Regions from separate parts of the Homo sapiens genome. Here region 2 is linked to region 1. The links are chromatin loops, found by intact Hi-C in ENCODE. Cell type or tissue: natural killer cell. All regions are shown on one strand. Each heading gives the region's core, and the rest is flanking DNA. Links, peaks and the distances in the headings are about the cores only. Region 1 holds the start of LINC00929 (long intergenic non-protein coding RNA 929). Region 2 overlaps LINC02346 (long intergenic non-protein coding RNA 2346).

Region 1 (16,173 bases), core at 3,904-11,903:
CTAAATTGGGTAAAAATTGTAGGGAATAAAAACATGGTGACTGTAGGTAATAACAATGTATTCTATTCTTGAAAATTGCAAAGAGAGTACATTTTAAGTATTCTCACCATGATAAATAATAAGTATGTGAAATAATGCATATGTTAATCAGCTTGATTTAGCCATTCCACAATGTATACATGTTTCAAGGTATGCTGTACTCAATCTATACAATTTTTATTTTTTAATTAAATATGAATATTTAAAAAATTAATAGGGAATAAGTTTATAAGTGGTCTTGGAGAATCTGCATATCCAAATAAATTTACATTTTTCACCAAGTAAACCAGAGATAGGCAAATATTTTTATCTAAAAATCAAAACAAAAAATTAAAATAAAATATAAGAGAATGTTGGTAGGGAGTGGTGAATGCCTTTTAAAATATGTTATAAAAATACAGCAATGTAAGTAGAATGGTGGCTGCCTGGGGCTGGAGGAGGCAGAATGGAGAGTTAGTGTTTAATGGGTGCAGAGTTTCAGCTTAGGAAGATGAAAAAGTTCTGGAGATGGATGGTGGTTAATGGCTGGACAACAATGTGACTATATTTACTACTACTGTATTAAATACATTTAATGGTATGCTTAAACCTGGTTAAGATGGTAAACTTCATGTTGTGTATATTTTGCCATAGTAAATAACACATAGCAGCATAAAACAAAAACTTTGAAAAAATCAATACATACAGCTAAAAAAAATCCTGACAATCACCCATCACCATAAACAAGATCAGAAGACAAATAACTGGGAAAGTTATACACAATTTATATCACAGAAAAATACGGTTTTCCTAACTGAACAAAGAGCTCCTATAACTCAATAAAATCCTCAACCAGCAAACAGAAACATAAAAAAGGATTTTAACCTTTTTCAGGAAAAGAATTAAAAATTGTTCATATCTATATAAATAGTCAACTCAAATGCTCATGCCACTTTTCACCTAGATTATGGAAGATCAAGGTGGGTGAGGGCACGCCTTTCTGGGAAGGGTGCAGGGACCTTGGCACTTGTATATATTGCAGGCAGAACACAATTGAGCCAAAACTACTAGAATGTAAAAAAAAATCCACTTTTTGTCCCAGTGATTCCACTGCTGGGAATGTAGCCTATAGATACACTCAGACATGTGCACATGGTATGTGTGCAGGGGCATTTGCTGTAGCATTATTTGTGGCAGCACAAGATTAGGAAAAATAATTAAATGAAGATTGTGCGGCCACCATAAAGAGTGAAACAGTGAATTAATACGTGATGAAAGCCAAGATTTATTATGAAGTAATGGGCAGAACAGAGTGTACTGTCACCATCTGCTGAAAGTGCACGTGGAGGTGAAGGTTCTAGAAAGATAGATGAGAAACTACTCAGTGAGTGCTCAGGAAAGGAAGTGGGGGACAAGAGACAAGGGCTGTGTGTGTTACATTCTTTCCTTTTGTATTTATTTCCTGTGGCTGCCATAACAAATGATCACAAACTCAGGCCTTAAAACAACCGAAATTCATTCTCTCATGGTTCTGAAGGCTAAAATCTGAAATCCAGGTGTCGGCAGGGCCCGGAGCTTTCTGAAGGCCCCAGTGGAGGATCCTTCTGCCTCTTCCAGCTTCTGGTGGCCTCTGGGGTTCCTGGTTCTGCAGCAGCGTCTCTCCAGCCTCTGCCTCCGTCTTCACATGGCCATCATCCCTCGGTGATCCTCCGGGCGCTTTCCTCTTCTTATGAGGTCCCCGGTCAACGACTTGAGAGCTGATGCTAAATCCAGGATAATGCTATCTTGAAGTTCTAGAATAGTTACAGCTGCAAAGGCCCTCTTTCCAAAAAAGCTCACATTCGGAGGCTCTGGGTGGATGCGAATTTTTAAGGGACATTGTTCAACCCAATACACCTGTGTATATGCTTTTGGAGCATTTGAAATTTATACTATGTATATTTATCACCCTTTCAACATAAATTAGGTCATTAAAAACTATGAAAAACACATCTGTTTACAGATGGGAATATATGATGGCATTTATTTACACATATATGTATTCATATTTTTATAACGAACAGTTTTAGAACAGTATTTACCAGGTTAAAATGAGCCCTGCAGTAGAACTGTTAGAGATAAGAAGGAGGAGAGGGTGGAGGGCTCATGACCATGTTCTCTGTAGGTCTCTACAATGGCTTGTGATATTTGATGCAGTATTTATATACTGAGATACATTTTATGAAAGATTATATTTTGAAATAAACATGCTTGAGTCCCAAGGAAAACAGATATAGCCTTACAACTTAGGATCAATTCCCCTATAGAACTCAAGAATGACAATGAGAAGCTTGACATGGTCTTTATCAGCACAATGTTCATATCTGAGTTACTTGGCAAGCAACAACACACAGGCGACTTTCTAAACCTGCATCCTAAGATTAAATCCTGTTGTACCCCAACACCAAAAGGCCACATGTGACCATCACCTTGAGCTGGTAAATGCTGCGAGCTTACTTTGCCTGGTCAGCAACAGATGAGTGCAGCGGTCTGGGCGCTAGGGTTAGACAGGCACACAGCGGGTCCACCATCTGTAGGGGAGTGGGGACACCTGGAGTGAATGAGCAGATGTAGGACAGGCCAAGAAAGTTTGGGGTTCCTTGGTTCATCAAGGGGGCTGCTCTTGGGGAGAGCAGGTGAACTCCCCGAAGTAAGAATTATTTTCAATAAAAATCTTTTCCTGGCAAATAATTCTAAAATATCCCCTAGGTTGACCTGGAGCTGTTAATGTGCTTTTCTTCTCGCCACCCCAGGTATTAAGGGATTCACACACATAACCGTTCAATATTAAATGGGAGGCAGTGTTCTGGCCACGGATATTACAGCTGGGGGATCTCTACCTCATGGGTGGGCACAGCCAGTTTGAGGGGTGCCAACTGTCCCTCCTTCAAGGAGGTGTTCCTGGTCTGCTTTAAGGAGGTCACTGAGCCAGAGCCCCAAATACTCTCCAATTAATCGAGCCGAGATCACGGTGCTTATTGAACATCTAAGAATGAGCCATGGAGGCAGCTTTTGAATCTTTCTTCTGGAAATTTTGTATTGAAAATTCACGAGGCTTAAACGGAGCCTGTGTACCAGGAGGCGGTCATTGCTAGGAAAATCTGTCCTTAAAGTGATCCTTTCTGGGAGTTACTTCCTGCTCTGCAGTCTTCTCTGCAGAGAAACTGAGCACAGAGTCCCTTGAGGAATTGCAGAGAACTCAAGAGACTTGGCAGTGGTGCCAGAGCCACGTGCCATGGCGGTGGGTGACCGGGAAGCGCACCCTCCCCAGCCGGGTTACCTGTTGCTGTACATGTGACGTCCTCTGTACCAGACTAACTTCAAAGCCTCTGAGGACAGTGGGATGCTGATGCCCCAGAAAGAATGTGCAGAAGACAGCTACCTCACAGGGATGTGGAAACGTTCGGCTCCTGGAACCAGGTGCCATCGTCTTCCTTGTCACACACTGAGATGAGCACGATCACTTTACAGTATAGGTTGTTTTTCCTTTGGATTGGACGTTCTAGCGTGCTCCTGTGTTCTCCTGGCTGCTGCGGCTTTGTAGGTCATCAATCAGGGTGCTGACTGGCAGGAATGACTGACGATGCTGCATGCCCTCTCCTGCCCCACGGTTTTCCAAATCACAACTCATCTTCTTATTGGCATAAATGTACCTCCTGTTTATTTAAGTAGAATGTAAATAGGGAGAAAGGCTGTGACCCACGCTAATATTCCTCCTAGGTGTGAGCACACTAGTTTATATATCTGCCCTTTGTCTCTTGCTAAAGTCTCTCATTTTCAATCATATTCTTTACTTAAAATGTCTACTTTTCAGTGTGAGTTATCACAAAAAAGACACATTTAATCGTTGTGTAGTAGGAAACCCTCTTGCAGGAATAAAATAGGATGGAGAGGAGTTGCCAACATAGGCCACAGTTCCCAAGCTGACCCTTATTTTTATTGAACTAAAGTTGCATATAAATCTTTTATAACACATAAATCCTTGCTGCCTCGGCACCGCTATGTGCTTTTTTGTTGTTGTTGAGACAGGCTCTCGCTCTGTCACCCAGACTGGAGTGCAGTGGCATGATCTTGGCTCACTGCAATCTCTGTCCCCTCCCACCTCAGCCTCCCAAGTAGCTGGGACTACAGGTCCCTGCCACCAGGCCCTGCTAATTTTTGTATTTTTAGTAGACACAGGGTTTCGCCATATTGCCCAGGCTGGTCTCAAGCTACTGAGCTCAAGGGATCCTCCCACCTCGGCCTCTCTCAAACTACTGAGCTCAAGGGGTTCTCCCACCTCCGCCTACCAGAGTGCTGGGATTCTGGGCATGAGCCATCACGCCTGACCCTGCTGGGTACCTTTTGCTTCCTACATTACTTATGTCTTTCCTGTTGTTTATTCTACTTATTCGAAGTTTGTTTTATTGATGATTTCATAAAATATTATTTTGGTGCTGATTATCTCAAAGTTATGTCTGTGGGTTTTTATTGAATTAAATTGTTTTTCTCCTTATTAATTTTCTTCTAATTTATTTGGGTTTATTGTGCTGTTCTTTCTCCTGGATTCTTGAGCGGAAAGCTTAATTTATTTTTAATGCATCTTTGAATCTAATTAATGCATTTAAGAATACTCATGGTTCTCAAAGTGTCTTTTGCCTCCTTCATCTCACAGGATTGAAGAGGCGCTCTTATTTATTATTCAGTTACACAGGTTTGCAATTTCTACTTCTATTTCATTTTTAATTAAGAGTTATGTAAATGTTTGTTTGTTTTCTAATTTTATTGCTTTGTGAAAATAAATGTGGTTTTAATGGTGTTAACTTCTTGAAATTTATGATTGCCTTTGTGGTTGAGAATAATTTATTTTAAAAATTACATGTGTGTTCAAAAGCAAAGCATATGCCCTCCTGAATAAATGCAGTCCTGGGGATTGTGAATTTGAAGCCTTTACATTGGTAATGGTTTAGATCTGTCTCTTTCTGAGAGAAGTTTAGAGCTACCACTATGTAGAATTAGGAGTTCTACATTTTGAAGCTATACGTATTTTTAAAAAAAATTTTTGTCACACATACCTGTAAACAATTTATGATTAAAATTTTCATATTTTTGGAAATCATCGACATGGACACACACATTTATTCTTTCCGGTTACTCATTCCTGCTTGTTTTGCTCACCATGACGTTTCCAGGGTTAATCTGGCCGGAGCCCACTGTCATTCTGGGACTTCTTTGGGGTAAATGCTCCCCTGGAGATTTCTGAGATAGCAGGCCACGATGAATTCAGAGCACCCGCCCCAGGCCAGCCTGTGATTGCGGTGGTCCTTCCTGACTGGTCCCCGCCCCGGTCTGTGCCCTTTGGGTAGGTCCCTGGCCTGGAGCCTCAGCATGCCCTGGCTGCTTCCCCTGGAGGTCGCAGGCGTCCTGAGGAAGGGGGCGGGGCTACAGGCTCTTGCCAATCTGGTCCCTGTTTTCTTTTCCAGCCTCTGCACTTTCAGAAATGATTTTCCCCACTCACTTAAAATATACTTTTTAACTTTTCTATTGTTTTTCATTGATTTCAGCATGATGGTGTTTCAGGATATATGTTCAACGTACAGTTAAAAAAGGAAACCAATAAACCCATTTTTGTTTACTAAAAAGATGTACTCAAAACATTGTAGGAAACACAATATCATGAAGATACTAAAATCACAAACAACTCAACACCAAAAAAGAATCCCTCGTATCACATAGATACTTTATCTCCTACGCTTTGTAAAAATCCCCGCTGCATATACAGATTTTTAGGCAAAAACCGTAGAACTACACTGTTCCTTTACTTTTGGTCTTATTGTTAACACTCAGTACTCTTTGATGGCCACGTCCTTACCCACTTCTGACTGCCTTCTTGATCTGCTATGTCCGGAGTTGGTTCCTTCCGGCAGGTTCGTGGTCTCGCTAACTTGAAGAATGGAGCTACAGAACTTCACAGTGAGTGTTACACCTCTTAAAAATGGCCCAAATCCAAAGAGACAGCAGCAGCAAAATTTACTGTGAAGAGCAAAAGAACAACAACGCCACAGTGTCAAAGGGGACTCCACCGGGTTGCCGCTGCTGTCTGCGGGTGGCCAGCTTTTATTCCCTTATTTGTCCCCACCCATGTCCTGCTGATTGGTCCATTTTACAGAGTGCTGATTGGCCCATTTTACAGCGCACTGATTGATCCATTTTACAAACTCTAGCTAGCTACAGAGTGCTGATTGGTGCATTTTACAAACCTCTGGCTAGCCACAGAGTGCTGACTGGTGCGTTTTATAATCCTAGCTACAGAGTGCTGATTGGTGCATTTTACAATCCTCTTGTAAGACAGAAAAGTTCTCCAAGTCCCCACCCGAACTAAAAATCCAGCTGGCTTCACCTCAGACTGCCTCCCCAACCCCCAACCGCCTGCTCTATGGTGGCATGAGCCACCATGCCCAGCCAACTTTAGTGTTTCTTGTGACAGAGAAATCTAGCTTAACGTTTCTCCTTGGAATTAACCAATTGGCTGAGCATCATTTATTGCATGACTCTTCCTTTCCCCACCAGCAAAAATTATTACTTATAACTCCCTGGATACAGTGGGGTCAGTATCTGTCCTTTTATGCAGTTTTACCGGGTGCCAATCTATTTCTGTGCTGGAATAATACTTTTGTAATTGTACCTTCGTGATAAACTTTATGTGCACTGATGCAAGTTCTGTATCATTTTTCTCTTTCAAAGTTTTATTTTCTATTGTCTCATAAACTTTAGAATAATTTTGAAATGAAAGTTGAAAACAATCCATATAATACTGTAGTTTTTTAGGGGTTTTTTTGTTTGCTTGTTTGTTTAGATGGAGTCTCGCTCTATCACCCAGGCTGGAGTACAGTGGTGCCATCTCGGCTCAATACAACCTCTGCCTTCCCAGGTTCACGTGATTCTCGGTCCTCACCCTCCCATGTAGCTGGGATTACAGGTGCACACTACCATACCTCGCTAATTTTTATGTTTTTAGTAGAGACGGGGTTTCCCCATGTTGGCCAGGCTGGTCTCCAACTCTTGGCCTCAAATGATCCGCCTGTCTTGACCTCCCAAAGTGCTAGGATTACAGGCATGAGCCACCGCGCCTGGCCTATTATAGATATTTTAAACTCAGTTGGCTATTTGTCTTAATCTTATCCATGAGAAAAAAAAATTGATATTTAAAAAGTTATAGATAAACCCCATGGATATTCTTCTTTATAGCTTCTGGCTTTGATGATGTGTCAGTGTTTAAACTTTGGCTGCTTGTGAAAATAATATTAAAATATTCACCTAAATTAGCTTGTATTATTTTACTTTTATAATTTTTTTAAAATTAAAATGTATTTTATCTGGAGCTTATCTGTTGCAAGGAATGAGTTAAATATTTTGTTTTAAAAATTGTTTTAATAAAATAATGATTTGAGGCCTAACCTATCTTTTCCTCACTGATTGCAAAGCTCCCTTTACCATATGGTAGATTCCGGTGTATCCTGAGCTGGACTCTGCACTCTCTGGTGCCTTTCCCAGCACTTTTCTCCATGCTGTGTGGTTACTATTGTCTTTTGAAACTTCAAAACCTATCGGAATGTAGGCCACTAGGTCAGGGCGTCATGGAAACCCTTGTGTGCAGGGAGCAGCAGACAGATGATTCCCCAGTCCCGGAACACTCTCGGCCCTCTTCAGCCACTCCCTCCCCAACCCACACGCCATCAACCTCCAGACCCTCTCGCCGTGGCTTAGAGGTGTCTCTGACAACGTGGCACACTGGGAAGGCCTTCTTTCCTGCTACCAATACAAATGCATTCTGAATTTGATATGTCATTAAATGTAAAAATACAGCCAATTTGAAACAAGCAAATGGAAATTCCCAGGAACCAAAAACAGAAAGAAAAATCAGAGGTAGGTAGAAACCCACGCTGCTGTGGGGTGGCCTGCGGAGGTTTTGCAGGAGTGTGCAGTAAATGTTTAATAGCAGATCTCCAGGGAGGAACAGCTCTGATTTGTAGTGTTTGCCAATTTCCACGGTATAATTACTTCCATCTTGGTTGTTTTCCAGCTACCGCAGTGCTGTCCCTGCAGACAGAATTTGGGAGAGGTACTCAGAGTCACCTCCTGTGAGCCTATGCAAGCCAGCTCCTGCACAACCCTGGTTTTAGTCCAGGTAAAGGCCCGCCCAGGTGTTTGAATATGGACTCCTCACATACTTCTGCAGACTCCAGCTTTGGGTTGACCCATCGGGGAGAGGGAACTTAGCATGAACCCTTGTATAAAAATGAAAATCTCTTTCATTGGAAGGGAAGATCACTGACTGGGCTAGTCTCCCAAGACCTAGGAAAGAGCTTGGCTGTCAGAGGGTGAGCTAGGGAACGAACTGTGCTTGTTGATATCCACATCCAAGGCTGATGGCCGGAGGAGGCAGTTAAGAGCAAAAGGCAATGGACCAAACTACATCAAAGATGGGATTATAACAAAACTTTAAAAGTTGGTTTACAATGCAGAAAATTCATTCTTCTGGAAACAGACTTGAAAAAAATAAAATATTTACTCTACCTTTCTTGTTCAGAACCATGCCTTAGGGTAGGTAAATATTTGATTATGAAAGGTTCTTTGTGTGGAATAAATCTAAGTAATAATTGCTGAAGAAATGATATGATTAAGATATGGCCATCTTTGGTCAGGCGTGGTGGCTCACGCCTGTAATCCCAGCACTTTAGGAGGCCGAGGCAGGTGGATCACAAGGTCAGGAGTTCAAGACCAGCCTGGCCTACATGGTAAAACCCTGTCTCTACTAAAAATACAAAATTTAGCCAGACATGATGGTGGACACCTGTAATCCCAGCCACTTGGGAGGCTGAGGCAGGAGAATCACTTGAAACTGGAAGATGGATGCTGCAGTGAGCTGAGATCACGCCACTGCACTCCAGTCTGGGCGAAAGAGCAAAACTCCATCTCAAAATAAATAAATAAATAAAAGATATGCTCATCTTCTTATTAAATAAGGTAATGGATCTAGTCATCATTTAAGTCTTCCAAAACATTAGCGAAACTGAGACTTTTAATGACAGACTTGTAAAACCAGGTGTCTGGTGGGGAGGCATACCCAGCATAGTTTCAACGAGCAATTTATGCCCTAGCACGCAGGTCCCTCCCCAGGTTTCTCATAGGCTGACTACTATGAGGTCACAATCTTCCTGGATGTCATCTATTGATTGTTGGGTAGAGGCTTTAGGTGTTTCTTTAGGGTTGTCTTACTGCATTTTGTTGCAACCCACAATGCATTGCAATCTTAGTTAGCTCAGGGGCTCTTCAAGTATTTGACTTATGACCTAAGTAGCTGGGCAGGCTGGTAAGAACAGACAAAATGAGCTATCTTGCAGATTAGTAAAGTTTTATCTTAGACTAAACCTCTTTGGTTTGGATGAGGGCAACTAAGGTGCAGGAGAAGGGGAAGAAGGGGAAGGCTGACAAGCAGGCATCTGCTATCCAAGCAGCGGCCTAGTATATCCTCTTTCTTCTGTAGTTTGCTGACCTAAGCCCATTCAAGGCACTTTGTCTTGGAAATGGACCACTGTATACATTATTTCCTTCAGGTGGGAGACATGGGAAGAGGCAGAAGATTTGAAATAGCCCTTGTCTTAGTGTCATTGGCAGAAGTGAGTGGGGTTTGCAGGAGTGTTAAGCCTGTTAGTCATTGTAAATTCATTGTGAACACAGTTAGCCTTATTAGGTGGTTTTCTTCAGAATCGCCAGGCTGCTCCCAAGCCAGTTCCTGGCAAGGAAATACTTGGTTTTCTTGGGGTGGCAGTCTGCTTTTTAAAATGCAGGCCTTATTATTATTTATTTATTTATTTATTTATTTATTTATTTATTTATTTGAGGCGGAGTCACCCTGTTGCCCAGGCTGGAGTGCAGTGGTTCGATCTCAGCTCACTGCAACCTCCACCTCCTGGATTCAAGCAATTCTCCTGCCTCGGCCTTCCGAGTAGCTGGGACTACAAGCACGTGCACCATGCCTGGCTAATTTTTGTATATTTTAGTAGAGATGATGTTTCACCATGTTGGCCAGGCTTGTCTGGAGCTCCTGACCTCAGGTGATCCACTGGCCTTGGCCTTACAGGCTTTATTATTATTCAGGTATGGTGAGGCTGCAGATCTGGTGATGGTTGTCACTGACAAGATAGTTTGTGATTTGTGGTTCCCAAGGGGAGGAGCATGACATGCTGCATGCTGGTGGGGGCCAGACAGAAGCACTGGGGCAGCCAGGAGTCAGACGGCAAGTGGGGACTGTGGATGGAAACCTTTACTGCACTTTTAGTGAGAAAGAACAGGCAAGGCAGGGTCAGCAGGTTTAGATTGAGTTGTGAGAACAATCTCTGTGGGCTCTGGGGCCTAGAGAATCTCCCTTGTTGTCTGGTACCCAGCCCTGGGGTGATGTGGGAAGGGGGATGGTGGCCCAGTGTGAGAGTCCAGTCATGGCTGGACGTGGTCGGGGGTGTTGGCTGGGATTGGCTTGTTCGTATTTGAAAAGCATACCCACTGGCAGGTTGTTTACCCTGTCTTGGAATTAGCTCGCCCTGGGAGGGGCAGTCCCTGCAGGGTCAGCAGGGCCCCAGATGTCGAAGCGTCAGAGTACAGAAATCAAAGATGTTTGGTGCAGTGTGTGTGTCTGCTGGTGTGACAGGAAGACAGACCAGCAGCAAGGGAGGTAAGGCTAGCAGAGATATGTGATGGAGGTGGTGAATCATGGAATCTAAGCTTGCTCACTGGGAAGGTGAAGAAAGTACAGGGATTAGAAAAACTGAGTTCCTGTTGGGTTTGTGGGCAACAGGCTGACCCAGGAATGCCCAGAGAAGGGAGGCTACAGCCATTTGGGATGCTCACACTTATTCAAGGTGGGATGGTTTTGCGTAATGCTCCAGGTGACTGTGAAGGGAAGTGGTTCCTGGACGGGAAGGAAACGATAGGCCGTACGTGGGAAACAAGACTTGCCAGGATCCTGGAAGGCCATGACGCGGCCATGCCCCTTCCAGTCAGGCGGCCTGTCTCAGCCACATTGCTTGCTGTGCCTTCTGTGTGGGAGCAGGGAGAGCCTTCACACAGGAGAAAGAGAGCCATGCTTATTTTCACCAAATGCCACGGCACCAAAAGAAAGGGTGGAATATAAACTCCACGAGATTTTTTTTTATCTTTGAACTTCCAATGCTCATTATAAAGACAGAAGCTGATAGGTGCCCTATAACTATTAGTAGTTTGAAATAATACATCAAATAAGGAGAGAAATAATCATACATGTACTTTTACTAATAAAAAAAGAGACTGACAGCCCACCCCAGTTAAGGATTGATGACATAAGGCGTGTGAGTGAACGTGGAGACACACAAATCAACCCACAATCAGAAGGTGGCAGAGGCAGTGGGGGTGGTAACTTAGGTTGAAAGAAATGGCATTTTAGAAACGGCAATGCAAATCTGCCTTTGATAAATACGAATAAATCGCGGAGTGGGCATGAGAATGGATAGAATGGTAGCATAGAAAGAGATGGAAAAGAGATCCCATGTACATGCTGGGGAATATCAATCACCCTTGGAACCTTCCATGAGCCTAAAATAGAACAGGAATCCAAGTGTCTCTATGTGGGAGAAACGTGAATGTGGTCATTTCCACGTCAGCCTGGCTGCGGAAGCAGGACCCCGGGTGACCACGGGCTCGTCAGCACAGGATCTCATCACCTGGTCTGCCAAGGCCTGGGGTCCTTTCCAAGCAATAAAATTATAGGTGTGAAATGCACTTAAGCTATTTTCTCCAAAACATATCACAGAAGATCACAAGAGGACACAAAAGATGACTTCCTCCCATTGAAATGGCTAAAACAAAAGTGATAAAAATAAATTTGTGGTTAAATATATCTGAGGATTGGTAGGGCAACAGGGTATCATTACTCAGAATCTGGCCTGCAATTAAAGACTTCCAAAAATGGCAGATCGCCTCCTTCTTCACCAATTTCACATTTACCCCCACCAGTTCTACTTGCAGAAGGCAAGACTTCCAAAGAGGCTTCCTTACAGCCACGGGATTCCCGCATTAGAGTGTGGCTCTCACCCCAATACTTTCAGTATTCTGGGTTCTTACAGTGTCTATTTCTAAGTTCGTTTGTTTTGATGGATCACGGAGGAAATTGTTTTCCTGTGTTGACGTTAACCACGCTTCACGCTTCCCTGCTAGCCATCCTCAGGTGTATTACTACTGTTGTTGTTATTGACTTCGAAAGGGAAATCTCCTTAAGAGCCTCTACAATGGCTGGAAACAATTGCAAACAATTTTTCTTTTCCCTTTTCTTTTTTCTTTTTTTTTTGAGATGGAGTCTCGCTCTGTCGCCCAGGCTGGAGCTTGCAGTGACGTGATCTCGGCTCACTGCAAGCTCCGCCTCCCAGGTTCATGCTATTCTCCTGCTTCAGCCTCCTGAGCAGCTGGGACTACAGGCGTCCGCCAGCACGCCCGGCTAATTTTTTGTATTTTTAGTAGAGATGGGGTTTCACCGTGTTAGCCAGGATGGTCTCGATCTCCTGACCTCATGATCCGCCCTTCTCGGCCTCCCAAAGTGCTGGGATTACAGGCGTGAGCCACCGCCCCCAGCCTTTTTTTTTTTTTTTTTTTTTTTTGAGATCGAGTCTCACTGCATCACCCAGGCTGGTGTACAGTGGTGCAATCGCAGCTTACTGCAGCCTGGGCCTCCTGGGCACAAGATATCCTCCCATCTTAGCCTCCCAAGTAGCTGGGACTACGGGTGTGCACCACCATGCCTGGCTAATTTTGTTGTTGTTGTATTATTTTATAGACACAGGGGTTCCTCATGTTGCCCAAGCTGGTCTCCAACTCCTGACCTCAAGTGATCCTCCTGCCTCGGCCTCCCAAAGTGCTGGGATTACAGGCGTGAACTACCATGCCTGGCCTCAGAGAATAATTTCACATTTTAAACTCTAAGTACTGGGTGTTGGCTGTGCAGAACCTGTTCTTTTTGGTTTGCCTTTTAGATGCCATCTTTACACATGTCTCTTCTATCTGGTCTACCTAAAAGAATGCAGAGAGAAGATGGAAATTCAAATCTAGGAGGATGTAGATTTCTTAAGAATAAGATATAAAATTTTTACCATTTAGGATTTTCTTGCACGTAGTAGTTAATCGGTTAGCATTTCTTGGGTGAATAAAATCACACCATGTAATTAATGTTAGGACTTTAAGGCAAATACCAAAGAGGAGAAATATACACTCATTAAATATCAAGTTACCTGAGCAGAAGCTCAGCTGTCTGTCTGCTGGCATGACACACAAAGAGCAAGGTTCAGACTGCCAGCATTTACCATGCCATGCAGACAGCTTTTTTTTCTTCTTCTTCTTTTTTTTTTTTTTTTTTTGAGGCGGAGACTTGCTCTGTCACCCAGGCTGGGGCAGCATGATCTCGGCTTGGCTCACTGCAACCTCCACCTCCACTTTCCTTCTTGCATGGCTATTTCACAGCAGAAATGAGATGCTTGGAAACTTCAGCAACTGCGCCTCATAGTTTCTAAATGGTAAATGGCTTCCCTGCCCGCTTCCAACCCTGTTGGGAGGGCCTTTCAGGTCTCAGGGCTGGAGGCACAGGAGTCTGAGGCCCATTTCCTAAGGAGCAAGTTGCTATTGCCAGTCGGAGCACCTGCACCACCCTCTGTGCTCTTGGTAGTGTCATCTCTGCTGTCGTCTGGATGTGCTGGGTCCAGTGTCCGGCTGTGGGCGCTGGGATCATCAGCCTGTGTGATGCATCTCCTCATCTGTCATGACAGGCTGATAACAGCTGTCTTGAGGGGATGTTCTAAGAGTACAAACAAGGTGGTAAGTTGCATGATCCACCATGCCTCTGCCTTGCAGGCTCAAACAGTCTTCTCAACTCAGCTTCCCAAGTAGCTGGTACCACAGGCGTCCGCCACCACACCAGGCTCATTTTTTTTAGCTATTTTTAAAATTGTGCTAAAGTACACGTGATACAAAATGTACTATCTTTACCACTTTTAAGGGTGCAGCATAGTGGCATTAGGTACATTAACTTAGTTGTGTGACCACCACCACCATCCATCTCCAGAGCTCTTTTCGTCTTGCAAAACTGAAACTCTGTACCCATTAAACACAAGTCCTCATTTCCCCCTCCCCAAGCTCTTGGAAACCATCATTCAACTGTCTCTATGAATTTGACTACTCTTGCTGCCTCCTCTAAATCCAATCATAAAGTATTTGTCCGTTTGTGACTAGTTGATTTCATGTAGCATAATGTTCTCAAGGTTCATCTGTGTCTGAATCTCCTTCTTCTTTAAGGTAGAATGACATTGCTTGGTATGGGTAGGCTACATTTTGTTTATGCATTCATTCCTCAGTGGGTATTGGGGTTGTTTCCACTGTTTAGTCATCTTTTAGCTATCGTGAATGATGCGCCTGGGGATGTGGTGTACAGATATTTGTGTGAGTTCCTGCTTTCACTTCTTTTGGATATTTCCCCAAAGTGGGATTGCTGGATCGCATGGTAATTCTATGTCCAGCTTTTTGAGGAATCTCCATGCTGTTTCCACAGTGGCTGCATCATTTTTCATCCCCACCAGCAATGCACAAGGGTGCTAATTTTTCTATATATTTGCCAATATTTGTTATTTTATGTGTTTTTTTTTTGCTGTTGTTTGTTTATAGTAGTCATTTTAATGGGTGTGAAATGGGACCTCATGGTGGTTTTCATTTGCATTGCATTAGTGATAAGTGACGTTGAGTGCATTTTTATGTGCTTATTGGCCAACTGTATATCTTTGGATACATGTCTATTCATGTCTGAAACTTGCATGTGTTCAACGAGTCTATTATTATTATCATTAGAGAGTTTTCACAGTGAGGCAAAAATAAGATAGATTTTTAGTTAGAATTGAAGTCAAGGTCACAGTGACACTTATGCTGAAAACTTTAGGCAAGTTATATGTCTCCGCCGGCCTACTGCACCACACATCCAACAGGACTTGTGAAGCAGCTGGTCCTTCACTCAGCAGAGCTTCGTGTGCACTGCCACTGGTAGAAGCCTTATAACCATAACAAGTGAGGCCTCCAATACTAATGGCAGAGTCAGTGGACACGCTGAAAGGAAGCTCAGCAAAGATGCAAATGTGTTCCGATTTAAAAATTTTACGGGAAGCTGATGGAAGCACGGAGTAGCCTGGCATTTGCCATTGGTTCTCTGATTTTGGAGACGGGAAAACTTCCTGCTGGCAAAGAAAATTTGCAATGATGATCCTGGTTTTGAATGGAGGCTGAATTCAGGAGATTTACCAGAACGAGAAGACGTAATCTTGAGTCTGGTTTCACCAGGTTTGTTATAAGAGGCTACAGCCAGATTCGTGTGGGCAGAAACTCCTAACTCCTTAAAAAACTGTGACACTGGCCACGCGCAGTGGCTCATGCCTGTAATCCCAACACTTTGAGAGGCCGAGGTGGGTGGATCGCCTGAGGTCGGGAGTTTGAGACCAGCCTGACCAACGTGGAGAAACCCCGTGGGAGGCGGAGCTTGCAGTGAGCCGAGATCGCGCCACTGCACTCCTGCCTGGGCTACAGAGCGAGACTCCGACTCAAAAAAAAAAAAAAAAAAAAAAAGAAAAAAGAAAAAAGAAAAAAAAGAAAAGAAATACAAAATTAGCCAGGCATGGTGGTGCATGCCTGTAATCCCAGCTACTTGGCAGGCTTAGACAGGAGAATCGCTTGAACCCAGGAGTCGGAGGTTGCAGTGAGCTGAGATTGCGCTACTGCACTCCAGCCTGGGCAGCAAGAACGAAACTCTGTCTCAAAAATAAAAAGACTGTGATGTTAATATCTTGAATATTTGTCCAGAAGGCTTTTTAAAATTTTATTTATTTATTTATTTTTTTGAGACGGAGTCTTGCTCTGTCGCCCAGGCTGGAGTGCAGTGGCGCAATCTCGGCTCACTGCAAGCTCCGCTTCCCGAGTTCACGCCATTCTCCTGCCTCAGCCTCCCGAGTAGCTGGGACTACAGTCACCCACCACCACGCCCGGCTAATTTTTGTATTTTTAGTAGAGACGGGGTTTCACCGT
Region 2 (16,173 bases), core at 5,095-13,094, 61 kb before region 1:
GAAAACTATACAAAAAAGTAATCTGTCAATTTCTGGGTTTTCTGGTAAATTCAAGATCTCCCCTCAGGCTCCTTCCCTGGAGGATGGGTTTACTCAGGCAGGAGCTCCCAGCAGCTTGAGAGGCGGGGCTCTCTTCTATATGGTGTGTGCTTGAGGGGCTGGGACCTACCCTGAGAGCCTCTCCACCTCACCTGGGTGTTTGCTAAGCCCTTCTGCAGGGCCTGGTCAGCCCCTGGTCTGGTCTGGGCTGCGAGGCTTTCCAGGACCTTGGCTCTTAGCCTCAGTATTGCATTTCTCCAGGCAGTGCAGGAACACGCTTGCTGTCCTCTCGTGCCCATCCAGAGGGCTGCGGAACTCCCGGACCTGCAGTGTGGTGCCGGTGAGGCAGAACTGTGGGATCCTGGCTCAGAAGGACCCATCCTCAGTGTTCCTATCAATACTCACATGTCTTGTTTTCTCCTAAGCCCTCTCCATCTTGCTTTCTAGTTTTAGCAAGTATTTTCCTAAAACTTGTCTTCTATTCGCCTCTGGGTTTACTTGTTTATTTTAAGAATGTTTCGTCTTTGTGCCCTGAACTAGCTGCAACCTTTCCCTTAGGGACATAGTAGGCTCATCTAGCTGTTGATGCCATGGGAAGTGACCTCATACTACCGCCAAGCAATACGATGACATGATGGGACAGGGTGCGCCAGTTAATCACTGCAAACTGCAATGTAAAGGTATGAAATTAGGAGATTAGTTCATTCTCAGAAAACAGGTGCTGCATAAATAACTGAGGTTATGATGGATTTCCAAGGTCTCCAAACTAGGGCACTCACAACAGGGCACACATACATTTCTCCCATAAGATTTTCCAGTAAACCACTTCATCATAAACCGTATCATCATAAAATGATTCATACTGATCAAATTTTGAAGAGCAGTTCCATAAAAACATGGTAAGATCTACAATGAGTTGACTTTAACTTGGAAAAAGAAAAGCTATTGGAATGCTTCCACCTTAATTGAAATAAACTTGGACATGAGGCCAGGCACGGCAGCTCACGCCTGTAATACCAGCACTTTGGGAGGCTGAGGCAGGTGGACAACCTGAGGTCAGGAGTTCGAGACCAACCTGTCCAACACGGTGAAACCCTGTCTCTACTAAAAATACAAAAATTAGCTGGGTGTGTTGGCATTTGCCTGTAATCCCAGCTACTCAGAAGGCTGAGGCAGGAGAATCGCTTGAACCCAGGAGATGGAGGTTGCAGTGAGCTGAAATCCAGCCTGGGGGACAAACGCGAAACTCCATCTCAAAACAAACAGACCAAAAAAAACTTGGATTTGCAATAAACGGTGGTTCACTCAATGTTTCACATGAGCATGAAATTCGCCTGAGGACATTTGTCCCCAGAGATTGATCAGAGGAGCTCTAAATTCTCCGGGCATTTTGCACTCCCGTGAAACAGCAAGCCTTCTGGTAGTGACATTTAGGTTGTGGCAGTCCTAGCTATGGGAGCTGGTACACAATTGCCTCCCTCCTTGGGGCTTATTTGGGTGTTTTTTTGTTTTTGTTTTTGTTTTTCTTTGGCTGTCACAGATCTTGAGCTTTAGAAACACTAGAACTCCTGTGGGTTGTCTCTGGTGCCACTTTGATAACCCAAGTAAGGTAGAATTAGTTATCAGCCTAGACAAAGTAAAATGATTTTTGGCTTACATGAATGTTATTTGATCCCACATCTGTTTTTAGAAGTGATGTCCCTGTCTGTGCAGTATCCTGGTGACACTTCAACCTATAGGCAGGAGGAAGGAAAATGTGGGCTGCCATTTGGAGGAAGAACTGGAAACCAGACACTCCTATTTGGATCCATTTAGGATGCCGGTGTGTTTGTGCTGATTCCAGACTTGGAAACTGGGGTACTTTTTCAAAGAGAGTTTTCAGAGGGACTCAGAGAGGAGCCCGGGAGCAGAACAGGGTCCATTTGTTTCACCTGGAGAATGACATTAGTGTGGTAAGGTTTGCTAAGCTCCTTGCACCTCTGCACAGCCAGGGTGCTATTACCCAGGCTTCATGCATCAGGGCTTTGGTTTGGATCCAGAGGAGTGGGTTCCTGTGTTTTCTGGGTTCTTTGCTGTCCTTAGGATCCTACAGACGCATCACATATACTTGTGCTTCCTTTTTGAAAAGATTTGGTGGTTGGTGTCCCTCTCCTCCTCCTACCTCTGGGCTGTAGTTCTCCTCCCACATCTTCCTTGGCCTCTCATCAGGAGTTTGCATCCTTAGGCAACAAGGGAGGGGCATTGCTGCAAGCTCAACTCTGCTTCCTTGTGTGGGTGCCCTGCCCTTGGATGTGCTGGGCTAAGCCACCTCTTACTGTTGCTGGAGAAGAGATCGCTATGGCCCAGTCGGCACCAGGACCCACCTGTCAAGTTGGGCTTCAGGATGATGTGCTGCCATTATTTCCTTTTGCCTTGTTTTCTTTTGTCCTCCTTCAGTTTGCTGCACAGCAGCTTGTGTATCTGTCAGCCACCCCGCTTCTCCCTGGGCCCCAGGGCCTCGGGGGGCCATGCTGCCTCATTGTTGGTAGAGTGTGCACACAGTGCTTGGGCACCTGCTCTTTCTTCTCCCAGTCTGCTCTCCCCAAAGGCTGCCAGAGGGTCTGATCATATCCCCTCTCCCCTCCCACCCCACACATGCCAGGCCTTTAGCCCCGCACCTTGGGCACCCTGCCTCGCCTCGCCTCACCTTCACCACTCTTTTTTTTTTTTTTTAATTACTGTTTTTTATTTCTTGTTTTGAGACAGAGTCTCACCCTGTTACCCAGACTGGAGTGAACTGGCACAATCTCGGCTCACTGTCACCTCCACCTCCCAGGTTCAAGACATTCTCCTGCCTCAGCCTCCTGAGTAGCTGGGATTACAGGTTTGTGCCACCATGCCTGGCTAATTTTTTTTTTTTTGGTATCTTTAGTAGAAATGGGGTTTCACCATGTTGGCCAGGCTGGTCCTGAACTCCTGACCTCATGATCCACCCACCTCGGCCTCCCAAAGTGCTGGGGTTACAGGTGTGAGCCACTGTGCCCAGCCACCTTCACCACTTTTGTTCTGAGCCCCAATTTTGCTGGGTTCCCTCACTGATCTGTGTTCCCTTCCTGGGTCCTTTTTGCTCCCTCTGGGCCCATACAACCCTTCCAGGTCACTAACTCTTATCATGACCAACCAGGCCAGGCCTTCCGTGGCTCACTCTCCTGGAGACGCTCATTGGAGCTCACACCACTGTGACAATGTCACCTGTCGTGCTGTGGCTCTTTTGCTGGTCTCAAGCCTCTTTGAGGGCAAGGACCACGTCATGTTTGCTCAGGCCTGAACCTTTTGTGCTTGGCTCTGAGTAGGCCCACAGTAATGCCAGTGTGTTCGATGGGAGAATGAATGAGCTGTACCTTGCTATCCCAGCACACCCTACCCTACCCAACTCCAGTCCTAAATAGTGGCAGAGATGGATAGATCATAAGCAATTCTAAATCAATTGTACCAGTGTGGTGGATACTGATAAAAATATTTTTAAAATCGCATATGATATAGAATGTTCCAAATCATTTGTGATATATGTTATCTGGCATTATATTATCAGGGCCTTAAAAAATCCTCTTCTCTCATTAAAATATAATAGTTCCTATTAGGAGCATTTCAGACCCAGTAGATACCTAATGCTTGTTTATTGATGGTGGTGATGACAGCATTTTAGTACAGAGGTAATTGATTTTCACAGTGACAAGCCGGAGGCTCGTTGATGAATGAGCACATGAGGCCCTGCAAGACACTGAAATGCCTTATGAATGAAAGCAATTATTTCAGTGCAGTTTTACTGTTAAGTGATTTTATTGCATTTCAAATTTTAAAAATTAGCAATTCCTGGAGGGTATACGCCACAACTATATGGAACAGGATGTGTGATTGACAACTCACAGCACCCTTAGTGAAGCTCGGACTTTGGGAGCTTGAGCTTCCCCTGCTAACACTGCCCTGCTCTCTGAGGCATGTGCAGTCTTTTGTGAACCTTTTTGTTTTTGTCAAACAATCACTGTAGGGCTGGACAGTGAGTTGACAAACTGGTGATTTATGGAATGGATACCCGCTTTGCACTTTCCTTTTTTGATGATTATCTTAGCAAAGCGGAGCATTCCGTGGACAGCTCCAGCGTGCTTCTCCAGCTGCTAAAAGCAGGTAGTGCAACTCAGATCCAGATTAAATGTCCATTTATTGAGTCCCACTGCTTCCTGAGTGCTTTCTCTAAATGCAAGATTCAGTCCAATCTTCCGGGCACCCTGGTGGCTTGGGGTTCACTGTGCATATTTTTCACATGTAGAAACAAAGACTCAACTTGGGGAGGTTGGAGAACTTCCAAGGTCATGTCCAGCATTCTTATCTGCATGCTCCCAGGCCCACTCAACTCCTTGCAATTTTTTGTTCATATCCTGGGGGGGCAAGGCCAGCAAACCTTTTGCAAATATATGGTTGAGAGAAAAAGCAACCCAGGGCAGGGAAGGTGACTGCGATTGCCATATACAAACAAAATCAGAAAATTCTAAACCAGTCACAAACAAAATGCAGTTGAGCAAATCTTTCTAGGATCTTAATTGTTTATGCAGTAATGGGTGGCATTTATCTGATATAATTTGTCAATTGAAAAGGCAAACAGTTTCAATTCAGTGGTGGAAAACTGCATTCAGGAACGAGTGACAGAATAATCACTGAAGGAAAATGTTATTGGAAACCATTAAGCAAGAATTTATGGGAAAATGAAAGACAAGCTGTCCCCTCATCCCACTCTGTTGAGCTTTCCCTGGAAACTGCAAGCTGCCAATGAGAAGCCAAGTTGAAATGCAAGGCCAGCCAATCAAACAGTTTATCACGTAAGACAACGTAGGCGAAACAAAGGTACTATGGCTGAAAGGGAACAGGGAGGAAGGACTCAGGAAGCCTTGTGTGCTCAGTCTAAACACCTGGCTACCCAGCAAAAAGCAGGTATATTTCATCTAAAAATTAGGTCAGAATACTAGTCAAATCCAATTATAAAACACCTCCCTTTTTTCCTCTTCTGCAAAACATATTTCACGATAAAAGGCAATAACCCTAGCATTATCTGCCACATGATTTAAGAAATAGAGAGGCTTCTAGTATTTCTCCTTCTCTTCCTCCCTGTCCTTCTCCCTCTGTGCTGTACCTGCTTCCATCCATCTCTTTGTATAACTCCCCCTCCCTTTCTTTTTCCCTCCTTCCTTCCTTCCTCCTGCTTTCCCTCCTTCTATTCATTCATCTGTCCATCCATTTACCTACCCACTAGTGTACATTCAACACACATTTTCATTGGCTGTGATGTTCCAGGGCCAGTGCTATGTTCCGGGGATGCAGTCATTTATAAGAGCATCATGGTCTCTGTTTCTTATGGAGTTCACAGTCTCAGGTGGGTGCAGACATGTGACCAGTTACAGTCCTTCCTAATAAGTGCAGGAAGCGTCTCCTCTGCAGAGATTTGCAGCGTTAATATGAAGTTCCTAGCTAGTACTACTACTGCTGCGTCTGCTGCTCCTGGCTGTGCTTATGTAATGCCTGCGAAGTGGCTCCCTGTTTTAAAGACTTCACGTATAGTAACTTACTTAATCCCGTAATTACCCTATAAAGTTCATGCTGTGTTTATCCCTTTGCAGAGGAGGAAAATGAGCTGCAGAAGGATCAAATGACCTGCCTGAGGTGCCCTATCTGTTGGCACAGGCCAGAGCACATGGTGGATGCAGGGGCACCCCCTTCCCTTCTCCTCCCCTCCGGCTCTTTGCTGACAGGATTCTCTCTTGCCTTCTCTGATGGTACCTGTGCTACGTGCCACATCCTTTCCCTCAATGAATTTCAGGTATGCACACTCACTGCAATAAAATACTGTTTACATCAAGGAGCTTGGGCTATGTTGAGAAGTAAATAAAATATCACCACTGTTGTGGTTCCCCCTAACTCACTGTGTTTTCTTATCCTTGTAAAATCTTCCTTTGCAGGCAGTGGAAGGGGCCGCAGAAGTTCCTTGACTCATGAGGCGAGGCATTCAGCGGCCTCGTGACACCTCCCAGGATCTGCAGTCATTGGGCTGCACTTGCCAATAGCAACACCTGGCAAAAATAGCTAAGAAGCAGAGCGGCCTGGGCTCAGGAGCTGAGCAACCCCTGACTGGCCAGATGGAGACTGTGTTGAGCTCTGCCCAAGCCCTGTGATCCTGGAAAACAGTGAAGTTAAGGAGCCATCTGCATTCTAGGGAATGGCCCACTGCAAAAAATAGCCTTCCTTATAGGACGTAGAGGACTCATGATGTCCCCTCATTTATGATGAGCCAACACACAGCCCTTCCAAATTCCGATTCTTTGCTTCATAACTGATGAGCTGTTTTGTTCCCACTGGTCAATCGGAACAACATTCTTGCTAACCAGATTTTGGTTCAGCTCTTCTCCCTCCCCATGTACCTGCCCTGTGTCCTGTCCTCATCCTGAGCCAGCACACACCCCTCCTTAGTAGCTCCTCCTGCAGCAGGCTGACCTCGGACTCTCCCTGATCCATTGTCCAAATATATCACCCTTTCACCCTACATCCTCACACCCCATTCTTTCTAGTTTTGTTCATTCCTCCCTGTGAAAGATGAACCCTCTTTGCCTAACCCCGGACCTGCTTGCAGACTGCTATGATGGCCAGAGTGTCCCCCCTACTGCAAGAGTCCCTTCTGTCCCTTGCAACATCTTTTAAATAAAATCTCTCTTTACCAAGCCTGGATTTGTGTTTTATTTAACTAGAGAGATCCCAGCTGGAAGCTCCTGCATTAATAATGTGGGTACCTGTTCATGAGAACTGGAGAGCTGGTCTCTAGTCAGAGCTGCTGTTGCTGGGGTCAGGCTATTGGGAATATTGAGTACTGGTGGGTAGGATTTAAGGAAGAAAGAGAAAGAGGGAGAAAGGGAGAGGGAGAGAGATAGGGAGAGAGAGAAGAAAGAAGAAAGAGAAAAAGGAAAAAGAAAGAGGGAGGAAGAAAGAAGAAAGAAAAAGGAAAATAAAGAAGGAAAGAAGAGAAAAGGCAGATTCTGAGAAACTATGTCTTATATTCCCAATGAAGTTTTGAGGTCTGTAATGTGGAGAGTTTCATAGAATCAATCCTTCCCTCCAACTTTATTGAGATGATTTAATGAGAGTCCTTCCCTACTGGGGCCCTGAGAAATACATCCTACGACCACAGTCACAAAGCATGGAGGGGATTCAAAGCCCCACATTTCTTTCTTTTTTTTTTTTTTTTTCTTTTGAGATGGAGTCTTGCTCTGTGGCCCAGGCTGAAGTGCAGTGGAGGGATCTCAGCTCACTGCACCCTCCACCTCCCAGGTTCAAGCAATTCTCCTGTCTTAGCCTCCCGAGTAGCTGGGACTACAGACTTGTGCCACCACGCCCAGCTGTTTTTTGTGTTTTTTAGTAGAGACAGGGTTTCGCCATGTTGGACAGGCTGGTCTCGAACTCCTTACCTCAGGTGATCTGCCCACCTTGGCCTCCCAAAGTGCTGGGATTACAGGTGTGAGCCATCACACCTGGCTGAAACTCCACATTTCTTAGGGACAGAGGTCTTTGTCCACACCTGTACTTCCACTAGGCTCCCCACCTCCACTGAGTCCTCATCGCTCTCATCCACACAAGTTTCTCTAATACCTACCCTTGCCCCAAAGCCTCAGAGCAGGGCCCATGGTTCAGCTACAGAAACAGTAGTATACTGCTGGGCATAGAGGGAGGATGGGGGAGAGAGTGCCTGGGAATTGCTCACATTTCTAAATAACCCCCAAATCAGCATTCCTGATACAACTGTTGTTGTTTATAGATAATGCTGTGCATTCACTCTTTTTTAAAAAATTAATTCCATTCATTCACTTAACAGACATTTACTTGCCACCACTATGTTCCAGATTAGCGTAGGGATGAGTTCACTCAGCTGAGAGGAGAGAGCCCCCATCCCATGGGACCCCCTCCCCCCCATGGCCAGTGTGGACACAATGCTATGGGAGCCCAGAGGATAAAGCAATTACATTTTCCTTGGAAAGTCCATACATTCATCAAAGAAGGGGGGACATGGGTGACACTTGACATGAACAGTGAACATTGGGCAGAGAGAGAGAGAGAGGGAGAGAGAGACAGCACCTCCCTAGAAGGAGGAAAGGATGATGGAGAAGAGTGGAGGTTGGCACCAGCTGGAGAGAAGAATGACTGGGGCTCCAAGTGGAGAGAAGAATGCCTGGGGCTCCAAGTGGCTGGAGGGAGGAAAACGGGGTGTGGTGGGGGTGCAAGGAATGAGATGGGTGATGGGGGCAGGGTGAGGCTGTAGCCCTTGTCTTGGGTCTGACAACTCATGTAAGGCTCTAAGAAGAAACCCCACTACATCCACTCTGTGTTTTAGGATCGTAAGTCTGGCCACAGTATAGAGTAGGCTATTGGAGGCCACTTATAGGCTGAGCAGACGACCATGAAACTGCCAGAAAGAACCCGAGATGGGCAGACTGGCCTTGGTCTTCTGGAATGGACGTGGAGATCCAGGGCAGAGGGCAGCAGGCAGGGGCAGAGCTCCATCCACCTCACCACAGCCTGCTCTCTACCCAGACTTCACAGACTCCTCTCAAGGTATTAGCTTGGGCTGCTGGGGCAAGAGTGGCTTCACTAACCAAGACAGAAGCCAAAAGGAAGTCCAGATGCTTGGGGGATGAGTATGAGCATGGCTTTGACACACCAAACCTGAGTTGCTTCCAAGACGCCAGGGCCAAGTGTTTGCAGCAGCAGCAGATGACGAATGAGTGCCACCTTGAAGTCACTGAGAGAGGAAATTGTTGGAGCCCTGAGAAGGGGTAAGATTTGGACATGATATTGAGGTGAGGAGAAGGTTGGGTTTAGAAACTTTTATTTACATTCAGCAAGAAGAAAACGGATGGGTTTAAATTTCATTTTAGTATTTTTCCTCTGTTTCTTCTGCTTGGGGGTACCAATGAATAAATGAGTCCCCTGAAGAAAGGGGATAAAGCTAGCAGGAATTTATGAGTTAAACAGTCAGCACCAAAACAACAGTGGTGGACTGAATGGAAGTGTTGGATGACAGGCTATGGAAAGATAAAAACTTAACTGCTCAGCCTTTCTGTAAATAAGCTTTCTGAAGTCTAGAATTTGGAATAAGAACCTTCATTCATTATCCATTATTGATGGAGAAAAGGGATGGAGATTTATGAGAAGTACCAGGAAGATATTAATGTACAATGAAGAAGCTGGTATTTATAATATACTCCAGTTATTATACATCCAGAAGCTGTCATTACAGTGGATTTCATTACCCTCTTAATTGTGATACTTTCTTTACCTTCTCAGGTACCCATGAACTTTCTCATATATAATAAATTTAATTAAGTTAATAGCGATACCTTATACATCATTTAAAAAAATGATAGCTAAGGTGAAGTAAAATAGAGGAAAAGAAACACATTGCCTGACTTGTTCAAATATGCAGGGCAGCTTAAGGAGTGGTGAGTGACAACACAGGATTCTTGATCACCAACACTGCTTCCTGAGCTCCCAGCTGTGGGAAGTGTTATACACAGCATATGTAAACCAATCTGAAGGTGGAAGACTTTCTGTACATCTACTTCAAATGAGACTAAAATCTTCAATACTTATTTCTTATCCCAAATTTTCGTTCTGATGTGAATGAAACTTTAAAAAAATTGGTATCATTAAAATTGATGTGTATTGTAAACAAGATAAGGGTAATTTATCTACAAAGACTTATGTGATGTCAAATAATCTTTCCTGTTCCCTAACTTTCTGTTCTTAAGCGCCTTTGGTGTTTTGTGAGAAAATAACCTGTAAGTATAAGCCATTAATGTGTCTTTGATTACAATTTATTGCACACCTACCATCGTTATACAATCATCAAAAAGCATTAGAATCATGAAAGTGTGTATACAAGAGGCATAGTCTTGGCATCAGAAGGTCTCTAAATTTAACCTAACAAGCGTTGTTGAGTATGCACAATGGAGAGGGCATTTCATAGGTGTATTTCACACCCAAAGTGATTGAGACAGCCTCCCTCCTCTCCTCAAGACATACCTTGTTTTATGCGCTTTGCTTTATTGTGCTTTGCAGATGCTGCAGTTGTTTTTTTGTTTTTTTTTTTCACAAATGCAAGATTTGTGGGGGCCCTGCCTCGAGCAAGTCCATCACCACCATTTCTCCAACAGCAGATACTCACTTCATGTCTCTGTGTCATATTTCGGTAATTCTCATGATATTTCAAACTTTTTCATTATTATTATATCTGTTACGGTAATCTGTAATTCTGTGATTGGTAATCTTTGATGTTACTGAGAGGTGACAACGTGCTGGCAGCCCTCACAGCTCTCGCTCGCTCTTGGCGCCTCCTCCGCCTTGGTGCCCACTCTGGCCGTGCTTGAGAAGCCCTCCAGCCCGCAGCTGCAATGTGGGAGCCCCTTTCTGGGCTGGCCAAGGCCAGAGCCGGCTCCCTCAGCTTGCAGGCAGGTGTGGAGGGAGAGGCGTGGGCGGGAACCGGGGCTGCGCTCGTTGCTTGAGGGCCAGCGCGAGTTCCGGGTGGGCGTGGGCTCAGCTGGCCCCGCATTCGGAGAGGTCGGCCAGCCGGCACGCAAGCCCCCGGCAGTGAGGGGCTTAGCACCTGGACCAGCAGCCGCTGTGCTCAATTTCTCGCCGGGCCTTAGCTGCCTCCCTGTGGGGCAGGGCTCGGGACCTGCAGCCCGCCATGCCTGAGCCTCTCCCCCGCTCCGTGGGCTCCTGTGCGGCCCAAGCCTCCCAGATGAGCGCTGCCCCCTGCTCCATGGCGCCCAGTCCCATCGACCACCCAAGGGCTGAGGAGTGCAGGTGCATGGCGCCAGACTGGCAGGCAGCTCCACCTGCGGCCCCAGTGCAGGATCCACTGGGTGAAGCCAGCTGGGCTCCTAAGTCTGGTGGGGACTTGGAGAACCTTTATGTCTAGCTAAGGGATTGTAAATACACCAATCAGCACCCTGTGTCTAGCTCAGGGTTTGTGAATGCACCAGTGGACACTGATATCTAGCTACTCTGGTGGGGACTTAAAGAACCTTTATGTCTAGCTAAGGGATTGTAAATACACCAGTCGGCACTCTGTATCTAGCTCAAGGTTTGTAAGCACACCAATCAGCACCCTGTGTCTAGCTCAGGGTTTGTGAATGCACCAATGGACACTCTGTATCTAGCTACTCTGGTGGGGATTTGGAGAACCTTTGTGCCCACACTCTGTATCTAGCTAATCAAGTGGGTATGTGGAGAACTTCTGTGTCTAGCTCAGGGATTGTAAACGCACCAATCAGCACCCTGTCAAAACGGACCAATCAGCTCTCTGTAAAATGGACCAATCAGCAGGATGTGGGTGGGGCCAGATAAGAGAATAAAAGCAGGCTGCCCTAGCCAGCAGTGGCAACCCACTTGGGTCACGTATTGCAGTGTGGAAGCTTCGTTTTTTTTGCTCTTTGCAATAAATCTTGCAGCTGCTTACTCTTTGGGTCCACACTGACTTTATGAGCTGTAACACTCATCGTGGAAGTCCATAGCTTCACTACTGAAGCCAGCGAGACCACGAACCCATGGGGAGGAACGCACAATAATTCCAGATGCGCAGCCTTAGGAGCTATAACAGTCACTGTGAAGGTGTGCGGCTTCACTCCTGAGCCAGCGAGACCGTGAACCCTCCAGAAGGAAGAAACTTCTAACACCTCTGGACGTCAGAAGGAACAAAATCCGGACACACCACATTTGAGAGCTGTAACACTCACGGTCAGGGTCTTGGGCTTCATTCTTGGAGTCCGTGAGATCAAGAGCCCACCAATTTCAGACACATTACTGTTGTAATTGTTTGGGGGGTGCCACAAACCATGCTTATATTAGACAGCAAACAATTTATAAATGTGTGTGTGCAGACTGCTCCACCAACCAGCGATTCCACCCATCTCTCTCCCTCTTCAGGCCTGCCTGTTCCGTGAGACTCAACAGTATTGAAATTAGGCTAATTGATAACCCTATAATGGCCTCAAGTGTTTAAGTGAAAGGAAGAGTTGCACATCCTTCACTTTAAATCAAAAGCGAGAAATGATTAAACCATGCCCAGGTAATTTTTAAATTTTTTTGCAGAGATGAGGGTGTCACTAAATTTCCTAGGCTGGTTTTGAACTCTTGGCTTCAAGCAATCTTCCTGCACAGGACTTCCAAAGTGCTGGGGTTACAGGGATGAACCACCATGACCAGTTTCATCTTGAACTTTCTTTGGTGGGGAAGAGTCAACACCTGGCTTCAACGCTTCAGTAGACAGACTGATCTTCTTGTTAGGGGCTAATGCAGCTGATGACTTTAAGTGGATGCCAGTGTTCATTTGCTATTCCAAAAATCCTCAAGCTCTTAGAATTATGCCAAATCTACTCTGCCTGTGCTCCGTAAATGGAAAAATAAAGCCTAAATGACAGCACAGCTATTTAAATGTTGGTTTACTGGATATTTTAAGCCCACTGTTGAGATCTACTGTTCAGAAAAAAGATTCTTCTCAAAATATTACTTCTCATTAACAATACACCTAGTCACTTAAGATCTCTGATAAAGACGTACAAGGAGATTAATGTTGTTTTCATGGTCTGCTAACACAACGTTCATTCTGAAGCCCATAGGTGAAGGAGTAATTTTGATTTTCTAGTCTCATTATTTAAGAAATACATTTTGTAAGGCTATAGTTGCCACAGATTCCTGTGATAGATCTGGGCACAGAAACTAAAAATCTTCTGGGAAGGATTCACCATTATAGATGCTATTGTTTGTGATTTATGAGCAGAGGTCAACATAGCAACATTAATGGAAGTTTGGGAAAAGTTCATTCTAGCCCTCATGGGTGACTTCGAGGGGTTCAGGACTTCAGTGAAGGTGGTAAGTGAAGACATGATAGAAATAGCAAGAGAACTAGAATTAAAAGTGGGGTCTGATGATGTGGCTAATTGCTGCAATCTCATGATAAAATTTGAACAGATAAGGGGCTGCTTCTTGTGGATGAGCAAAGAAAGTGGTTTCTTGAGATGGAATCTACTCCTGGTGAGATGCTAAGAACGTTTTTGAAATGACGACAAAGGATTTAGAATATTACATAAATTAGTTGATAAAATAGTGACAGAGTTTGAGACGGTTGACTCCAATTTTGAGAGAAGTTCCATTGTGGGTAGAATGCTATCAAACAGCATTGCATGCTATAGAGAAATATGTGGAATCAATCGGCATAGCAAACTTCACTGTTGTCTTATTTTATGTATGTATTTGTTTGTTTGTTTGTTTGTTTATTTTAGTGTCTCGCTCGGTTGCCAGGCTGGAGTGCAGTGGCGCAATCTCAGCTCACTGCAACCTCCGCCTCCCGGGTTCAAGCAATTCCCCTGCCTCAGCCTCCCGAGTAGCTGGGACTACAGGCGCCCGCCACTATGCCTGGCTAATTTTTTTGTATTTTAGTAGAGACAGGATTTCACCATGTGGCCAGGATGGTCTGGATCTCCTGACGTCGTGATCCACCCGCCTAGGCCTCTCAAAGTGCTGGGATTACAGGCGTGAGCCATGGCACCTGGCCCACTGTTTTCTTATTTTAAGAAATTGCCACAGCCATCTTAACTTTTAGCAACCACCACCGAGATCAGTCAGCAACCATCAACATCAAGGCAAGACCCTCCACCAGCAAAAAGATTATGACTCACTGAAGGCTCGGGTGATTGTTAGCATTTTTTAGTAGTAAAGTGTTTTCTAGTTAAGATATGCATAGTATTTATATTAGACATAATTCTATTGCACACTGATATGGTTTGGCTGTGTCCCCACCAAAATCTCACCTTTAATTGTAATTCTCTTTAATCCCCATGTATCATGGGAGGGACCTGGCGGGAGGTAATTCAATTATGGGGGTGGTTTCCACCATGCTGTTCTCATGATAGTGAGCAAATTCTCACGAGATCTGAAGATTTTATAAGCACCTGGCATTTCCCCTGCTAGCACTCATTCTCTCTCCTGCCACCTTGTGAAGAGGTGCTTTCTGCCATGATTGTAAGTTTCCTGAGATCTCCCCAACTATGCAGAACTGTGAGTCGATTAAACGTCTTTTCTTTATAAAATACCCTGTGTCAGGTATTTCTTCATAGCAGCTTGAGAATGGACTAATACACACATAATAATATATAATAGACTGTGTAGTGTAAACATAACTTTTACATGTACTCAAAAATTTAAAAATTTGTGTGACTGGCTTTATTGGGGATATTTGTTTACTGTGGTGCTGGAACCGAATCTGCAATATCTCTATGGTGTGCCTGTAGTCACCATGTTAGCTATGCATCTTGGTACAATCTAACACAAGGGTGGCACATGGTAAGGGAGGAGAACAACATGTTTTCAGATGCGTTACTTCATGTGATACTCTTAAGAAGCCTGGGAGTGAGCTGTGTCTCCCTAGAGCAGGTGGGGAGTGGAGCAGTGTATCACCTATGCTCTCTGTCACCTTTAACCTGGTGCTGTTGTTTAAGTAATGCCTGGTCAATGGTTCACCTTTACTCAACAACAGTGTTTTTCCAAGAGAAACAAGCATGAAAACATCACAGAGAGTTAATTGAGAGGCAAATGTGCTTTTAATCTATTACAGTCTTGTATTGTAATTCAAATGATAAAAATGTACTTCCCTTGTTCCCAACCTAAGTAATTTTAAACATTGTATAAACCAAAAAAAAAAAAAAAAAAAAAAATTCCATGGCTAAAATTCCTGAATGTTTGTGAACGCTTTGTGACATTTCTCTTGCTTCTCTCTGTGCTGTCCACTGGCCTCATAATCGGTTGGTCATTCTTTGTTTCTCTTATGTATCATTCTGTCTTTGGGTGCTCTCTGTTTCTGCATTGGAGCACACAGCTGATGAGAGTAGGTGCTCCCGCTCCCCTCTCTTGGTGCAGTAGATGTATCCTCAGTCAACCTCCATGTGATGGAGCCTGAACACACAGATCCCTTCGGCACCTCCTAAAGCAATCAGACTTCACATACAGGGAGTTCTCAAGGCCACTGGGTGCGTCCAACCACTGAGTCTTATCTGAGCTCAGACCTACATATGCTCATTTTACATTTTCTTGTAATTGTGCAATATAATGCAATAGTACATAAGCCCTAGAAAAACACATGTGAAGAGAGAGTTGTTTCTGTGAAAAATTAGTTGAATCTTTTTGAATAATGGGTAAGACTGCTAATTTAATGGCCAAGGTTAGCATCAAGGGGAGGGGAAACTTACAAAAATCTGGAAAGATTCTACCTCAAATTGCTCTGCAAATGTCTGTAAATCTTTTACCTCACTTAAATGGTCCCCAACTGATCATTAGAGTTGAAATACTATGGGCATGTTTAATGCAAGCAAAACAAAGAATTATAACCATACTCAAAGTAAAGAAAGATCTTGTTCTACTGCACAAGATTTGTGAATAATGTGTATTTATATATTTAGACTTAACATTCTTTCAGAGTATCTTTTAATACTTTCAGTAATGTTTTACTTGATTAATTTTTAAAATTAATCAACTACATACTGCTCCCAGTGGAGACTGTTCAGGAGGCATTTGGTGGGTCATGCAATCAGGCATCATATGTCAGGTTTAGCAGATGCCTCTGAACTCTTCTGCTTTTCATGGAACTCAGAGGGCCATTTGCGAGCCCTGGGAGAATGCCGCTATAGTATCAGTCTTTTCTCAAAACCTACACTTGTCCCCATTTACTTTAATAATCAGCAGATCCCTCCTATAAAACCCTGCAAGGATTATTCTGAAACAGCCCTCCCTTCATCTATTGTCTCTGTCTTTTTTACACCTTATCTACTATTAATGTTTGTGGCAATGTTTGCTATTCTTTATTGTTTAAGGCTTCCACAACTTCTACTTCTTCTAAATCCACCCCCAAAGAGAGATCCATCTCCATAATTTTCTATATGTCACATCAAGCCAATTTCCCCAATGTTCAAGTAGGACGTGGAAATGCAAATAGCTTAACTTCTAGGAGGATCTGAACAACAAAAACCAGCATTAAAGCAAAATGAAATAAAATAAATCCTCATTTCA

The links. Hi-C counts contacts between places; a loop is a spot of excess contacts. Peaks named below come from ENCODE experiments on the same cell type or tissue, not always from the same donor. Only the 100,000 strongest peaks of a DNase experiment are listed, where the experiment ranks them.
Region 2: it touches region 1 in a loop (4-fold over the local background); 6 of 110 quality-filtered maps call a loop at or near these places.

The regions. Positions count from the first base shown.
Region 1 is chr15:26,108,061-26,124,233 of GRCh38, forward strand. LINC00929 (long intergenic non-protein coding RNA 929) reads left to right here and starts at 7,753. Exons shown (of 6, transcript NR_038852.1): 1 at 7,753-7,962; 2 at 8,120-8,224. LOC105370739 (a long non-coding RNA gene) reads right to left here. Exons shown (of 6, transcript XR_932005.3): 4 at 5,909-6,069; 5 at 3,338-3,713. RefSeq lists a silencer at 10,722-11,016. In natural killer cell, for the core only: no CTCF peak of the experiment used is centred there; no DNase peak of the experiment used is centred there.
Region 2 is chr15:26,046,341-26,062,513 of GRCh38, forward strand. LINC02346 (long intergenic non-protein coding RNA 2346) reads left to right here. Exons shown (of 5, transcript NR_040082.1): 3 at 2,785-2,902; 4 at 5,688-5,887; 5 at 6,027-6,780. Among named protein-coding and RNA genes, the nearest start is that of TRE-TTC2-2, 28 kb to the right of the region's middle. In natural killer cell, for the core only: no CTCF peak of the experiment used is centred there; no DNase peak of the experiment used is centred there.